Regions from separate parts of the Homo sapiens genome. Here all the other regions are linked to region 2. The links are chromatin contacts, found by Hi-C or POLR2A ChIA-PET in ENCODE. All regions are on one chromosome and are shown on one strand. The core of a region is the stretch at or near the end of the contact, and the rest is flanking DNA. Distances in the headings are between cores, read along the strand shown. Region 1 holds the start of RBBP7 (RB binding protein 7, chromatin remodeling factor). Region 2 holds the start of PHKA2 (phosphorylase kinase regulatory subunit alpha 2). Region 3 holds the start of TXLNG (taxilin gamma).

Region 1 (4,339 bases), core at 1,232-3,731, 2.1 Mb after region 2:
CAAAAAAAAAAAAAAAGAAAAGAAAAGAAAAAAAGAAAGAAATAGAAATTTAAAAATCATAGTGTAGTGTTTTTCAAACTTCAAGTTGTGACTAAGCGCAATCATGAAGTCCATTTAGAATTTGCATTTTCGAAAAAATGAAATAAAATTCATCCCTTCCTTGTGTGTGTGCACCTGTTTGTGCCTTACTCTATTAGCTGAGCACAGGAGAGACAAAAAGAACAACCCCAGAAAAGTGCCAGAAAAGATTAGGACCAGAGCTAAGAGGCTGGGGAGAAAGGCAAAACAAACCCAACAGTTAAGCAATCCAAGAGAGAAAACATATCACTTTTTTTAATGCAAAAAAAGTAGTATGGAAAAAAGGCCAAAAAATTAAATAGAATTGACAGATTCAATTTAACAACAACAAAAATGCAAAACTAATGAAATATGCTGTACATGACACTTTCGGATTAAATGCATGATAGTGTGTGAATATTCTCAGAAATTCCCAAAATATTTGTTCCATATTTCCTTCTCTGACCCTCACTGAGGTAAACAGTATCAAGATTTTAAAGCCAAGTCGTCTGGGAAGATTTCTTTTCTTTCAGTCCTTTAAACATTTCTTTTAATAGGTTTTGGAAATCATGTCTACTTGTCAGAAATGAGTACACTGTATTAAAGGGATACAAATCATCTCCCAAGCCGCCTCTTGCTTTGCACACGAGGTTCTCTTTGAAGCAGAGCCATAAGGTACAATTATTCTAGAACAAGGTGGGCAAACTACAGTCCTCCGACTAAATCTAACCCACCACATGTTTTTGTATGACCCTCGAGCTGAGAATGGTTTTTCCGTTTTCAAGTGATAGAAAAAAAAAATCAAAAGATTTTGTGACCCGTGAAAACGATTTTAGTGTCTGTAGTTTTATCGGAACGCAGCCAAATGCATCCATATTTTCCATGGCTGCTTTGCGCTGCAAAGCGACAGAGTCGAGCAGTTGCCCCCAAAGCCTAAAATATTTACTATCTCGGTCCTTTTAGAAAAAGTCTTGCCAACTAATGTCCTAGAATATGAGGGCTGTATTGCTTAAACACCCTTCCAACTCTCTTCCCTCTCTAGCCACCCCCTCAGCCTTAGGCACTAACAAGATTCCTTGACCCAGAATGGGGGGAGGGCGTTATAATAATGAACGGTATTGTATCGGAAACAACACAGTAAATATCTACAGAAGGGAATGTGACTGGTTCTGCCACTGACTAACGTCTGGGTTTGCGTCCCGGTCAGAAAAGTGGGCATGACAGCGGCATCTGCAAGATAGCATCTGAGCATGAAGGCACTTGGAAAGGTATCAAGGCAGCAAATGTTCCGGGGGTGCTTTTGCAAGAGGAGCCTCTCCCGGAGCTGGACGTACACTTCGGTTCCCTTTGCACGCAGGCACCTTGGTCGCCTCCCCCAACTCCGTCCCCTCTGCTCCTGGCCCTCATTTTCTTCTATTTCCCTTTTGGCCTTGCAGCCAGCTTTCTCCTCCCCCGACACACTCCTCAGGGGCTATGAAGTTCCTGAGCAGAGCAGGGCTCAGGTAAGCAGGCCCAGGGTAGTTCAGCCCTGCTCTCTCCAGCTCCGCCAGCTTGGGGTGGGGTCGCGCTGGGACCCCTGCAGGTGACAAAAATGACTCAGCAGGGGCCGGGGCTGGGATGAGAAAGGAACGCCAGTGCAGGGACAAAATCCCCTGAAGCGCGAAGAGGCCGCAAACCATCATCTTAAGGACCCAAACATCGAACAAATTAAAATGTAACAGTGTAAATCGGCTTCGGCCCGCCGGCGGCCTGTGCCGCCACAGGCTGCACATTTAGCCTAACAGGGCGGCCCGGCGGCTTTTGCAGGCAGAAAACGCCCGCGGCCTCTCCAAAAGCTCTCCTCCGTCTGAGACCAGCCCCACCTCGGCCCGACCGGGCCCCAGGAAAGGCCAGTCGGCTGGAGGAGAACATTTCAGGGGTGCAGAGAATTGCATGTCCGTGATTATCAGGGAGACTTTGAAGGCACAGTAATCTCTCGAGAACAGGAACCATTTTCCCCTCTTGCTCTGAGATTTTGCTTGGCTAAGCGGCGGCAGCCTCCCTGCCCCCCTCTCACCCCCACCACCGCTGCCGCTACAAGCAACCACGCCCCGCGGGCCCCAAGGCTCGCCGCCCCGGGGCTCGCGGCCCCCACTCAGCCGGCCAGCCGCGCCTCCATCAGCCCCGCCCTCGCGCGCCCCCATCCGCCCCGCCCCCTCGGGCCCTCATCCGCCCCGCCCCCGCGCGCCCCATCCGCCTCCGCGGCCGGCCCTGGGAGCGCCGGGCGAGCCCTCGCGCCTGCGCATCGCCAACTTCCTGCCGCGGCACGCTCCGCCCACCCCCAGAAGCCCGCCTCCGAACGCCGCGTGAAACCCGCCCGCCGCGCGTCATTGGTCTCGGCGCCGGAGCCGTTGGCTCCCAGACCCGCCTCTCCGCCTCCTCTCACTTTTCCCAGGGCGGATGCGCCTGCGCTCAGCTGCCTGGGCGGGCTGGGAGGCGCGGGTTGAAAAGTCTCGTTCCAAGTTTGGAGAGAGAGAGAAGAGCGCCTCAGACCTCGGTACCCGCGAGCGGGGAGGAGGCAGGAAAGAAGGACGCGGCGTCTGGGGAGCACCCAGGCAGCAAGACGGGGCCCGGGCTTTCGACAGTGGGGAGTGTGACGCGCTTGGGAAAGGCAGGAGCGCCAGCGGTCGGGCTGCTCTTGGCTAACGAGAGGAGTCCGAGGCGGCGGCGAGGGGCGAACGACCCGACGCAAGATGGCGAGTAAAGAGAGTAAGAGGCCCTGCGGGGCGGCGCGCGCCGGGGCCGCGGGGGGCGGCGGGCGCGCGAGGCCGCGGCACGCGCCGGCGAAAGGCGCGAATTGGCGTGCGGAGCAGGGGGCGGGGCCGGGCGCGAGACTGGGCGCGCGCCTCGAGGGGCCTGCGCGGGACGGGACCGCCGCGCCGAGGGCTCCGAGCACTTCCGGAGCCGGGCGCGGGGCCGAGGGCTGGGCCCCCCTCTTCCCTTCCCTCCTCCAGCGGCTGCGCTCCCTCCGGCGCCCTCGGCCCCGGGGCGGAGGCGGCCCCCGCCGCTGGGAAGCGAGCGCCGCGGCTCTTTCTACGCGCGCGCGCGCGTTGACCGCCTCGGGGTCGCGGCCCTTGTCCGGGGGTTGCTGGGGTCCTCAGGCCTATGGCTGCCGAGGCGGGCGTCGTGGGAGCTGGGGCCTCCCCTGATGGGGATTGGAGAGACCAGGCCTGTGGGCTTCTGCTACACGTGCATTTGTCTTCCCGACTGGGTCGCGCAGCCCCTGTACGTACAGGTCGTCATCTTAGAACAGGTGCGAACAGCTGTAACAGGGTAAACAATTTCCATGTCCGTGTAATTGACTACCCAACATGGTGTACGCAGGGGGTATTGATCTCAATGGAAAAAATAGGCTTCCTGATTGTTAGTATTTTCTCCACCTTCTGGAAGAGCAGTTAGTTGTCCGTGTCCAAATTAGAGGTAAAAGGAAAGAGTACATGAGGTGTGGCCATCTTGAGGTGACCTCCAATTTCTGACTTTGATCTATCTCAGCCACTTAATCGTGTGGGCTTTCTCCAAATTTCAGTGTTTGAAGATACTGTGGAGGAGCGTGTCATCAATGAAGAATATAAAATCTGGAAGAAGAATACACCGTTTCTATATGACCTGGTTATGACCCATGCTCTTCAGTGGCCCAGTCTTACCGTTCAGTGGCTTCCTGAAGTGACTAAGTAAGGGTTTCTGGCAACTTTTATTTTGTTTAAATTTAACTGTCGTTCTGAATTTCCTAGTTTTGGCGTTTTATGCATAGAACATAAGTATGTAATCAGCCCTTGCATGAGGTGGCAGGTGGTTTTTATTTTCAAAACTTACGTGATTTGTGGGATGATTTCTGGTGTATAGTGTGGTGGTAAAAGGGGAGAAAGAAGCTGTTGTGAGATTAATCGTGTTTGGAGGAAGCACTGAATATATTTGACATTTCCTGGGCTTGAATGTAGAGCAGCATCTTTCTGGGCCCAAACTAATGCGTTTCTTTAAAACTTTACTGAAAAATAGAATATTTACGGAAAAGTTCACACATCTTAAGTGTTGTATGGCTTGATAAATTTTTACAAAGTGAACACACGTAACAGTCATCCAAGATAAATACATTTTAATTGGTAAAGGGAAAAAGACCTTGTCAACAATTGACCAAAGAAAAGATGTTATCGGCTTATGGAATACACTTTGAGATTGCTGTTAGTCTTCATAAGAGTATTCTTTTCTGTTACATCTGCAGTTTCTCTGGTAATAATTGCTGGCA
Region 2 (4,468 bases), core at 163-2,662:
AAAACGGGATGCCAAAGGTCATACGACTTGTAAATGACAGAACTGACATTTGAACTCAAAATGAACTGACTCTAAGTCCTAAGCTCTTACTAAACCAATGGCTACAGAAATTCAGAAAATGGGGAAGGCTAATAGAGGAGCTGAGCTGGCCGTTAAGGGAAAGATAGGCTTCAGTTAGTCAAGGAGGAGGAAGAAGGGCCGAAGGGGTCAAGCATAGAGTAAATGCATGGAGACTGGAAAAGAGCTTGCGGAAATTGATTGCATTAGTCTAGCTGTCCAGTAAATTCCTATGTGGGCCAGATTTTGGTGGACAATGAATACCAGGCCGAAGATTGTGAACTGTAGGTTATCAGCAGCCACGAAACATTATAATGAATGCCAAGTTTCAAGCTGTAGACCCGTGGGAGATGAACTGCGAACCTGCCCGAGGAAGCGGCGCCCAAGTGGCTAGGGGCGGGGTCACAGGCGCCAGAGGTGTCGCTGGGGCACCTCTCCGGGCCTTCCCCCTTTTTCTTCCGGGCTGGGTCCCGCTACTCCAGTTCCGCTAGGCGGCGGAGACGGGGCCAGAGGTGGGACTACAATCTTGGCCCTCAGAGGGGTGCCCAGGCGGCCGCGGTAGGCGGCCCTCTTTCTCCGGCCTCGAGTGGGACTGGCACCCGTCTCGGGGGGCTCCACACTACCACGCAGGAAAGCCAACTCGTCCGCCGCCCGAAGCCGGGTTCCCCTAGACTCCCACGGGCCGCCTCCTTTTTCGTCCCCCCCGAGGCCGCGACTCTGAGGGTTCCGCTCTGCGGCGGAGGTGGGGCCAGGGGCGGGGATGTGGGCGGGGCCGTGAGGTCGTTCCAGGGCGCGGGGCGGGGCCGCCCCCTTACCTGTGCCCCTCAGGGTTCCAAACGTTCCACTCCGCGGCAGGGGCGGGGGCGAGTCCGGAGGGCGGGTCCAAGGCGCCCAGGTGGCCGCGGCAGAAGGGCCTGTTTCTCTGGCCTTGGCTGTGGTTGGCAGCCGGCCGGGGAGAGAAGGGACTCAGGGAGGCAACCTGGTTCCCGCCCGTTGCTGATTTCGCAGCGGCTCTCCCGGGCCGCCCCCTTTTCCTTCCTCCTCAGGCCGCGACTTGGAGGGTTCCGCTCCGCGGCGGGGGCAGAGCCAGGGGCGGGGCTGAGCGCGGCCTGGGCGATCTCCCCGGCGGCTGGGGTGGGCTGGCGTCTTCTTCGCGCCCGGGGGACCTCCTCGCGACCGCCGGGACGTAAAAGGGGCTTGGCAGGGGCGTCCTCGCCCCACTCCCGGAACCTGGTTTCCCGCTGCTCCCGCGAGCGTCGGGAGCCCAGCAGGCCTGGCCGAGGCGGGACCTTCGTCGCTCCAGCCCCCGTCCCCGCCCCCGCGCCTCCCCGCCGCGCGGAGCTCTGGTTGGCTTGCTTTCCAACCGGACTTTGGGGCTAGCGTTTAGAAAAGTCTCGACCTCCTCCGGCCCGGTCCCATCCCAAGAACCGACTAAGGCTGTGAGTGTCCGGGAACCAGACCCGCTTGGAGGCCACAGCCCCGACGTCCCGCGCCCACGCGGCAGATCGGGCGCTGCGGCCTGGGAGCCTCGGGGAGATGCGGAGCAGGAGCAATTCCGGGGTCCGCTTGGACGGGTACGCGCGGCTGGTGCAGCAAACCATCCTGTGTTACCAGGTAAGGAGGGACCGCCCCCAGGGAACGCGTGGAACTACCCTCTCATGTAACTCATTCTCCTTCCCAGGTCTGGCCCTCTTGTGACCTGAGACCTTGCAATTAAGAGTTTGCTATTTGAATCTAGTCCTTGCTAGCCAGTGATTACCACCCCATTGCCACCCCGTGCTCCTTAAGATTCAGGGGACCTAACTGTTGCTACGGCTACTTTTCACAGAATTCTTTGGCCATTGTTCAGGATGAGAATGAGCCGCCTCCGTGCCCGGGTCCAAACTGCCTCTTTTTGCATTGACTCTGCTTTTTTTGGACGAGAAGAGGTGTGGGGGGTTTGGACAGACTACACTGAATGAGAACAGTAGACAGGAGTGAAGAAGCTCCTGAAGTTTACGCAGGACTCTGCAGTGTGGGGCGACAGCTACCGTCCCTCCCATGAGCTGTCTTGGTAGAGACCCACCTGGGAAGCCCTTAGGGGCTACTTTGGTTGCTATTTTACAGATAAGAAAATTGTGAGGCTAGAAAGGTCACTGCATGTAGCAGGTCAGACCCAAAGGCTCCCAAGCTCACAGGGTCCTATGACACTGCCCATGTGGTCCGAGGTATGAATTTGCCTGCTATGCTTTGTATTCCTGGGCTAAAATTATGTGTGGGTCCATCAGTGTAAGACCACTGAACTATTTTTATTCCTAGTGAAGACAGCAGCTATGTTTCTTGCCCTCAATCAACAGCAACTATTTATAGGGCCTTCAAAGTCAACGAAGGAAGTGGCATTCAGGGGTTAGAGGCCTGACCTGCAAGTTGGGAGCCATGGTCATTTCCAAGGCACTGACCATTTTCCCTTCTTAACTAATTTCTTAGCCTTGTTTCCTCACTTAGGAAATATTTGTGGTGTATCTGTTATATGCAAAGCACTCTACAAAGTGCTGGGGTTACAAGAATAAATGATCGTAGTGCAGTAACATTTATGCATAAGGTATAGGTCCAAAGTCCCTTAATCTGTTTTCTTTGTTGTTGTTTGTTTGTTTTTGAGACAGGGTCTCACTCTGTCTCCTAGGCTGGAGTGCAGTGGCGCGATCTCGGCTCACTGAAACCTCTGCCTCTCGGGTTCAAGCGATTATCCTGCCTCAGCCTCCCGAGTAGCTGGGACTACAGGCGTGCGCCACCACACCCAGCTAATTTTTGCATTTTTAGTAGTGACGGGGTTTCACTGCGTTGGCCAGGCTGGTCTCGACCTCCTGACTTCAAGTCATCCTCTCACCACGGCCTCCCAAAAGTGCTGGGATTACAGGCATGAGCCACTGCACCTGGCCTCAGAGTCCATTATCTGAAACCCTTTGGACCAGTTGTGGTTTGCCCATCAGAAATGTTTGGCTTTTAGAAAGGTAATATGCGTACAACGTACTATATATACCATAATAACTGCAGCCAGATCTGGGCAGCACCCCTTCATCAAACAGGTTATTACTTCCACATCAGAATATGAATATTCACATAATTTCAGTAAAGGCTGAAAAGAGTTTCATATTAGTTCGGCTCATCTTTTGCCACCAAAAGAGCTTGCTGCAAACTTACGAAAACACTTTAAATTTTCAGAGCTTACTGGCTTTTGAGATTGCACATGAAGGATGATGGTCTTTATTTTGAGAGCTTTGAGGAAGGACCCCTCGCCCAGTTTGTGGGAGCAGTAGAGGAGTCCTGGAAGAGATGATGTTCAAGTTGAGAGCAGAAGAAGTAGGCAGGCAAATCAAGGTTATTTTTCCCCTTCTTCCTTGGAATATATTCTAATTACATCTATAAAGTGTTTTAAAATCCAAGTTGAAAAACCTTTCCCTTCATGACTGTGATGGAGAGGGCTTTAAGGAGAGCTGATGAAGCTTGGTTCTTTTGTCAGACCTGGGTTTGAATCCCCTGCTCTGCCTTGAATGACATGTGTGACCTTTCTTGATCCCTTCTGAGTCCATGCCCTCATCTGTAAAGTGAGGATAATAACACTTGCTTCCACTGAGTGTTTCTAAGGAAAAAATTAGTGCCTACTATCTTGTCTGGCACCTACTGGGCAACAGTAAATAATGGGTGCTCTTGGTGGTGTTATGATTTTGATAGAGGCCACACGTTTGTGCCCAGGCCTCGTGGTCCTTGCAGGAGTACTCTGGCTCATGGTGCGCCCTTTCCTGAAGGTCCTGCTACAGCTCCGCATTCCTTGAGCATAAATATGTCTCCCCATTGATGCCAAGAGATCCTAAGTACAGATACCTCATCAGTTTCCTTCCTTTGCATCAAGCAGTGGCCAAAGGCATGAAAGGTACCCTTAAGTCTTTGTTGGTAGAAGACTTCCAGCAGGACCTGAGTCATCCTAATAACCCAGCTATCCAGGCTTGCCTTCCCTCAGAAGCAAAAGAATTGTCTTCTCATTAAAGCAAATCTGTGAGATTGGACTTTCCTCCCCAACATTTTAATGATTAAAAAAAAGTTGTGTGAGCCTTTAGTTGTATTTATTTTGGGGGTAGTTGGTGAGTAGCCCTCATGTTTGCCCTCTTTTTCCCTTCCTGTGTCATCAAGCTCTTCTGGCTAACCAGGATACTCCCAGCACAGTTCTGCCGGGAAATGCCATGCGCCCACAAGTGCAGGATTGCACCCATTCACCCCCACAACTAGTGTTCACAGTTGTAGAGCCCTAACCCATTCAAGGCCTCATCACCTTCTCTGAGTAATCTTAGGCAGGTCCCCTAACTACTCTAGAAAAACGAATGAGCACTTTTATGTTATGTATATTTTACCACAATTAAAAAAAAAAGAATGAGCT
Region 3 (4,513 bases), core at 1,641-4,140, 2.2 Mb after region 2:
TACTGTAACATTACCTTTAGAAGCAAAAGGTTACCTCAAGAGACCATTCAAATGGTTGTAGTTATGAAACAATGCCACAATTAACTGAGCAGGTCGCGAGTGACTAGGCAGATGGTTAAAGCAACCAGGAACCAAAAAAGCCCATCTCCAATTGTTCCTCACTTCAGGTCCCATAATGTAACTAGATAATGACAAAACACTCACTTTTCTTTTAATTCTTTCAATATTTTCAAAAAACTCAATTCATTAAACATTTCTGCTTCCTGAAAAAAAGGATAGAAGTTAAGCTGGAATTAAGAAATATTTTTTCAAGTCAGTGACCCAAAAGAAATTTTAAAATTAAGGGACACAATGAAGTAATGTAAAAATGATTTTTAAAAAAATTTTTGGCCAGTTGCAGTGGCTCATGCCTGTAATCCCGCCACTTTGGAAGGCCAAGGTGGGTGGCTTACCTGAGGCCAGGAGTTCAAGACCAGCCTGGCCAACATGGTGAAACCCTGTTTCTACTAAAAATATAAAAATTAGCTGGGCGTGGTAGCACACATCTGTAATCCCAGCTACTCAGGAGGCTGAGGCACGAGAATCGCTGGAACCCACGAGGTGGAAGATGCAGTGAGCCAAGATTGCATCACTGCACTGCAGCCTGGGTAACAGAGCAAGACTCTGACTCAAAAAAAAAAAAAAAAAACACAACAAGTTTGTTTGTTTTTTTAAGAGACAGGGTCTCACTCTGCGGCCCAGGCTAGCCTCCTGCTTCAGTCTCCTGACTAGGTGGTACTACAGGTGCATGCCACCATAGCTGGCTTAAAAATGATTCTTGCAAACACAAGATAATTCACCCAATTTGTTAAATGAAAATTCAAAGATTAATATTTTACCATGTATTTGAATGCCGTCACTGTCAGTTAGAAATCAAAAAGAAAAAGATGCTCAGAAGAGCATAAGCAAAGAAGAATGGAGTATGAGGTACATAAACAAAAATGAGTAGACACACACATGACTATTCCTATCCAGCTGTTAACCAGAGCTCTGCACCTCAAAGGGTCATTACCTCCTATCTTGGTTATTTTAAATGCTAGTTGATTAAACCTCAGTTCCTAATTCAACGACTTTTTGTCCTTATCCCAGTGTCATAAAAGGGAACTTATATCCTCAATTGCAGTGGCTTTTTATCAGAGTCCTCCTCCCCTGGGGAACCTACGAAATCAAACACTGAGATTGGCACTCCACCCTTAGGGAATAAGTGAAGTGTCCAAAGTGATGGTGTTGAATCCCTTACAGGACATTGGTCCACAGCTTCTTTTTCAGTCCTGCAAGCACTGGATCTTTCTTTTAGAATACAAAGAGAGGGAGAGAAAGAAAGAGAGGTAATTGAGAAGTAGTAACACTGTCATGCAGAAACATGAAAATACCTGACCTTAGAAACAGGCCCCAAAAAGCTAATTCTTAACACTCTGCTCAGACGTAAACTGGACCTTTGTTCTCCCATTTGAAGTTTATGAATTGCATTAGAAAAATATTATTTCGTAATTTCATACAGGAGTTAAGAGTGTTCAAATACATAATTAAGTAATATTAAATAGCCCTCGGTGATCAAGCAAGATATCCAACAAGTCGAACGTTTCAGTATGTTCACCTGCAAGGAAAAAAAGAGATGGGGTTCCCACCTTCCCAGTCTCAGTCCCCGCAATTATCCATTCCAGGGCCCCGAAAACCCTGTACCCCGTTCGTTGTGCAATCTTTTTCAAACTCCACCCACTGAGCTCCAGAACAAGTGGAATTGTCCCGTTCTGAAAGAGGTCTCAATTTTCCTGTATCTAGGGAGGGACTGAAAACTCCTTGACGTGAGTCAAGTAAGGCAAGGGGAACAGTCCGGCCTGTTTCCCAGATTAAGAAAGACCCAAGGCCAGGGTCGGGAAGGCATTCAAGTTTCCACTCATCAAATTAAAAAAATAATAAATGAAAGAAAAAAAAGAGGGGAAAAAAGAGGAGGGTGGTAAATAGGACTGGGAGGACCAGCTATCATGCGATATCCCAACTCTGCAGGACCGAGGTCCTCCAGCATCGCCTCCCCATCCATCCCCGGCCCCACGTGCAGCCAAGCCCTCGGAGCCCCGGGGTCTAGGTCCCGGGGGCCGAGCGTCCCGCTCGCACCGGCCCTGCGACACTCACCCGCTCGCCTGCCCGCCCGCGCAGTGGCGGGGAGCGCAGGGGGGCGGGGGAAGGGGGGCCAAGCACACCCCGGCTCCCGCGCGGTTATCTTACTGCGCAACAGCCTAGCCTGAGCAGCCCGGGGGCACCCCGCAGCGCGCCCTGCGCACCTGCCCGACGCCAGGAGGGCGAGCCCACGACCCCAGCGAGCCCCCGGACGGCGGCGCTCAGCGCCGGGAGCACGGTGACGGCGGTGACTGGGAGAAGGAACGCCTGGCGCCCGGATCCCCGCGGTGCTGGCCGCACGTGGCTGTCACACCTGGCGCACCCCCGCCTCGCACCCCTTCTCCCTTAGAACCGCGTGCGCCCCCTGCCCTCCCTCCCGGCTTCCCCGCCGCGCGCCGCCAAACCCCAACCGTCGTCCCTTCCCACCCCATCCATCGCGGTCCCACCCCCCCCCACCTGCTCCCACTGTCGTCACCCCCGGGAGGGAAGAAGACCGGATGTTCGTCCCGTGGCTATAGGTAACCAGGGAGAGAGAAGAGGTGGACCCTGAAAAAGGGAGCCCAAACATCCCCCGGGCCCGACAACAACGAGGGCGTCCCCCTGACTGACCTTCTGCCGCGGGCTGCGTCGCCGTCCGCCCCGTCCGGCCTCAGTCGCCTCTTCGGCGCCGCCGCCTCTTCCCCGCGCTGCCTCCTCTACCCGCGTCGCCATGAGGTGACGGCAGCAGCCAAACAAGCGGCCCGACAAGGGGCACAGAATCTCGCAGGGCCTTTCGCCCCGCCCCCGAGCCCCCACGACCAATCGCCGCATGTGAGACTTCCCACGTGACCGGAGGAGGTTGGCCCCCGAGGGGACGGAGCGAGATGGGGATGGGGAGCATTGAATACTGGGCTGGGCTTCAGCAAGACCGAAGGGCAGATAGAGGCCGTGTGAGTCTGCGCGGATCGGGAATGGGACTCGGGAGTGGACTACAAGTCCCAGCAGGGCGTGCGGCCACAGCTCGCAGGCTCGGATCGGGATTGGGACATAAGGCGGCGTTCTGAAAAGGGGAGAGTGCTGCACCCAGTGTGCTTCGTGTGCATCCTAGTGGGACTTGCGGTTTCTGGGGGCGATGTCTGGCTATAGGAAGGTACTCGTTATGATCTTTCGCGGAAAGTTTAGAAATATCCCCGTGTTTGAGAAGGAGCACGATCGGCGACACATTCTTGTGTTTTTGTTTTTGTTGCCGTTCTTAGGAATTGGGCGCGAATGATTTGGGGATAAGGGAAAATACTTCACGACTTTCAAGACGGAAGGTGTATTGGCTCTTAGAATTTGAAGTTTCGTGCTCGGGCACCTGCCCCGAGCCCTGCCCCTCCACCAGAGTTGTTACCACGGTTTACTTGTCCCGAGCTCCCGCGGGATAGGTGCCGCATTCTATTCACCTTGGTTGAACCGCCCCGGCTTCTGCACACTTACTTGGCACTTCATTCATGTTGAATGTATCCTGCTTTCTCCCACCCCATTTACTCGTTTCATTACCTAAATTTTTTCAACAAACTCGGTTTGCTGAACCGAATTTTTTTTTTTATTGATATGATGTTGGGGGGGAGAGGGGAGATTTCCTCAGGAATATTCCCTATTTCCATCTGATGGAACCAGATCTCCAATGGCCGAGCTTCTGAAAGGCACAGACCATCATGAAATCCTGATATATTGTCTTAAATAATTCATTATGAGGCCGGGCGCGGTGGCTCACGCCTGTAATGCCAACACCTTGGGGGACCGAGGCGGGTGGATCACAAGGTCAGGAGTTCCAGACCAGCCTGGCCAACACAGTGAAACTCCGTCTCTACTAAAAATACAAAAATTAGCCGGGCATGGTGGTGGTGGTGGGCTTTTCTTTTTTCTTTGTTTTTGTTTTCCCAAGACGGAGTCTTGCTGTCACCCAAAGCTGGAGTGCAGTGGCACGATCTCAGCTCACTGCAACCTCCGCCTCCCAGGTTCAAGCAATTCTCCTGCCTCAGCCTCCCGAGTAGCTGGGATTGCAGGCACGTGCCACCACGCTGGGCTAATTTTTGTATTTTTAGTAGAGAGAGGGGTTTCACCATGTTGGCCAGGCTGGTCTTGAACTTCTGACCCCCTGATCTGCCCTCCTCGGCCTCCCAAAGTGCTGGGATTACAGGTGTGAGCAACCGCCCCCAGCCGGTGGTGGGCTTCTGTAATTCCAGCTATTTGGGATCTGAGACAGGAGAATCGCTTGAACCCGGGCAGCAGAGGTTGCAGTGAGCCAAGATCGTGCCATTGAACACTCCAGCCTGGGTGAGGAGAAACTCCATCACACACACACACACAAAAGTAAGTTATTCCTCAAAAA

What was found. A loop is a pair of places that touch in the nucleus more often than their neighbours do. ChIA-PET counts read pairs that join two places held with the same protein, here RNA polymerase II (POLR2A). Pooled maps may share reads with other maps.
Region 1: a loop to region 2 is called in a map of CD8-positive, alpha-beta T cell, with 17 times the contacts of the local background. The contact joins the promoter of RBBP7 here to the promoter of PHKA2 in region 2. A Hi-C loop is called at or near these places in 3 of 168 maps with a recorded cell type or tissue (B cell, CD8-positive, alpha-beta T cell and naive thymus-derived CD4-positive, alpha-beta T cell), 1 of 37 single-sample maps with no recorded cell type and 10 of 50 pooled maps.
Region 3: a pooled map shows a loop between it and region 2 (19-fold over the local background). The contact joins the promoter of TXLNG here to the promoter of PHKA2 in region 2. A Hi-C loop is called at or near these places in 1 of 37 single-sample maps with no recorded cell type and 7 of 50 pooled maps. POLR2A ChIA-PET finds 5 or more read pairs at or near these places in 2 of 52 experiments (HepG2 and PC-3).

The regions. Positions count from the first base shown.
Region 1 is chrX:16,868,504-16,872,842 of GRCh38, reverse strand. It overlaps RBBP7 (RB binding protein 7, chromatin remodeling factor), which reads left to right and starts at 2,481. Exons shown (of 12, transcript NM_002893.4): 1 at 2,481-2,805; 2 at 3,623-3,767. The coding sequence starts at 2,790. RefSeq lists enhancers at 1,787-2,465, 3,475-3,564 and silencers at 2,205-2,514, 2,845-2,894, 2,915-3,254.
Region 2 is chrX:18,981,058-18,985,525 of GRCh38, reverse strand. It overlaps PHKA2 (phosphorylase kinase regulatory subunit alpha 2), which reads left to right and starts at 1,412. Exons shown (of 33, transcript NM_000292.3): 1 at 1,412-1,671. The coding sequence starts at 1,594. RefSeq lists enhancers at 578-627, 609-1,109, 1,110-1,610 and a silencer at 728-1,417.
Region 3 is chrX:16,784,843-16,789,355 of GRCh38, reverse strand. TXLNG (taxilin gamma) reads right to left here and starts at 2,890. Exons shown (of 10, transcript NM_018360.3): 1 at 2,767-2,890. The coding sequence starts at 2,868. LOC124905250 (a long non-coding RNA gene) reads left to right here and starts at 3,090. Exons shown (of 2, transcript XR_007068398.1): 1 at 3,090-3,286; 2 at 3,393-3,696. RefSeq lists enhancers at 48-548, 2,591-3,323, 3,295-3,494 and a silencer at 2,105-2,544.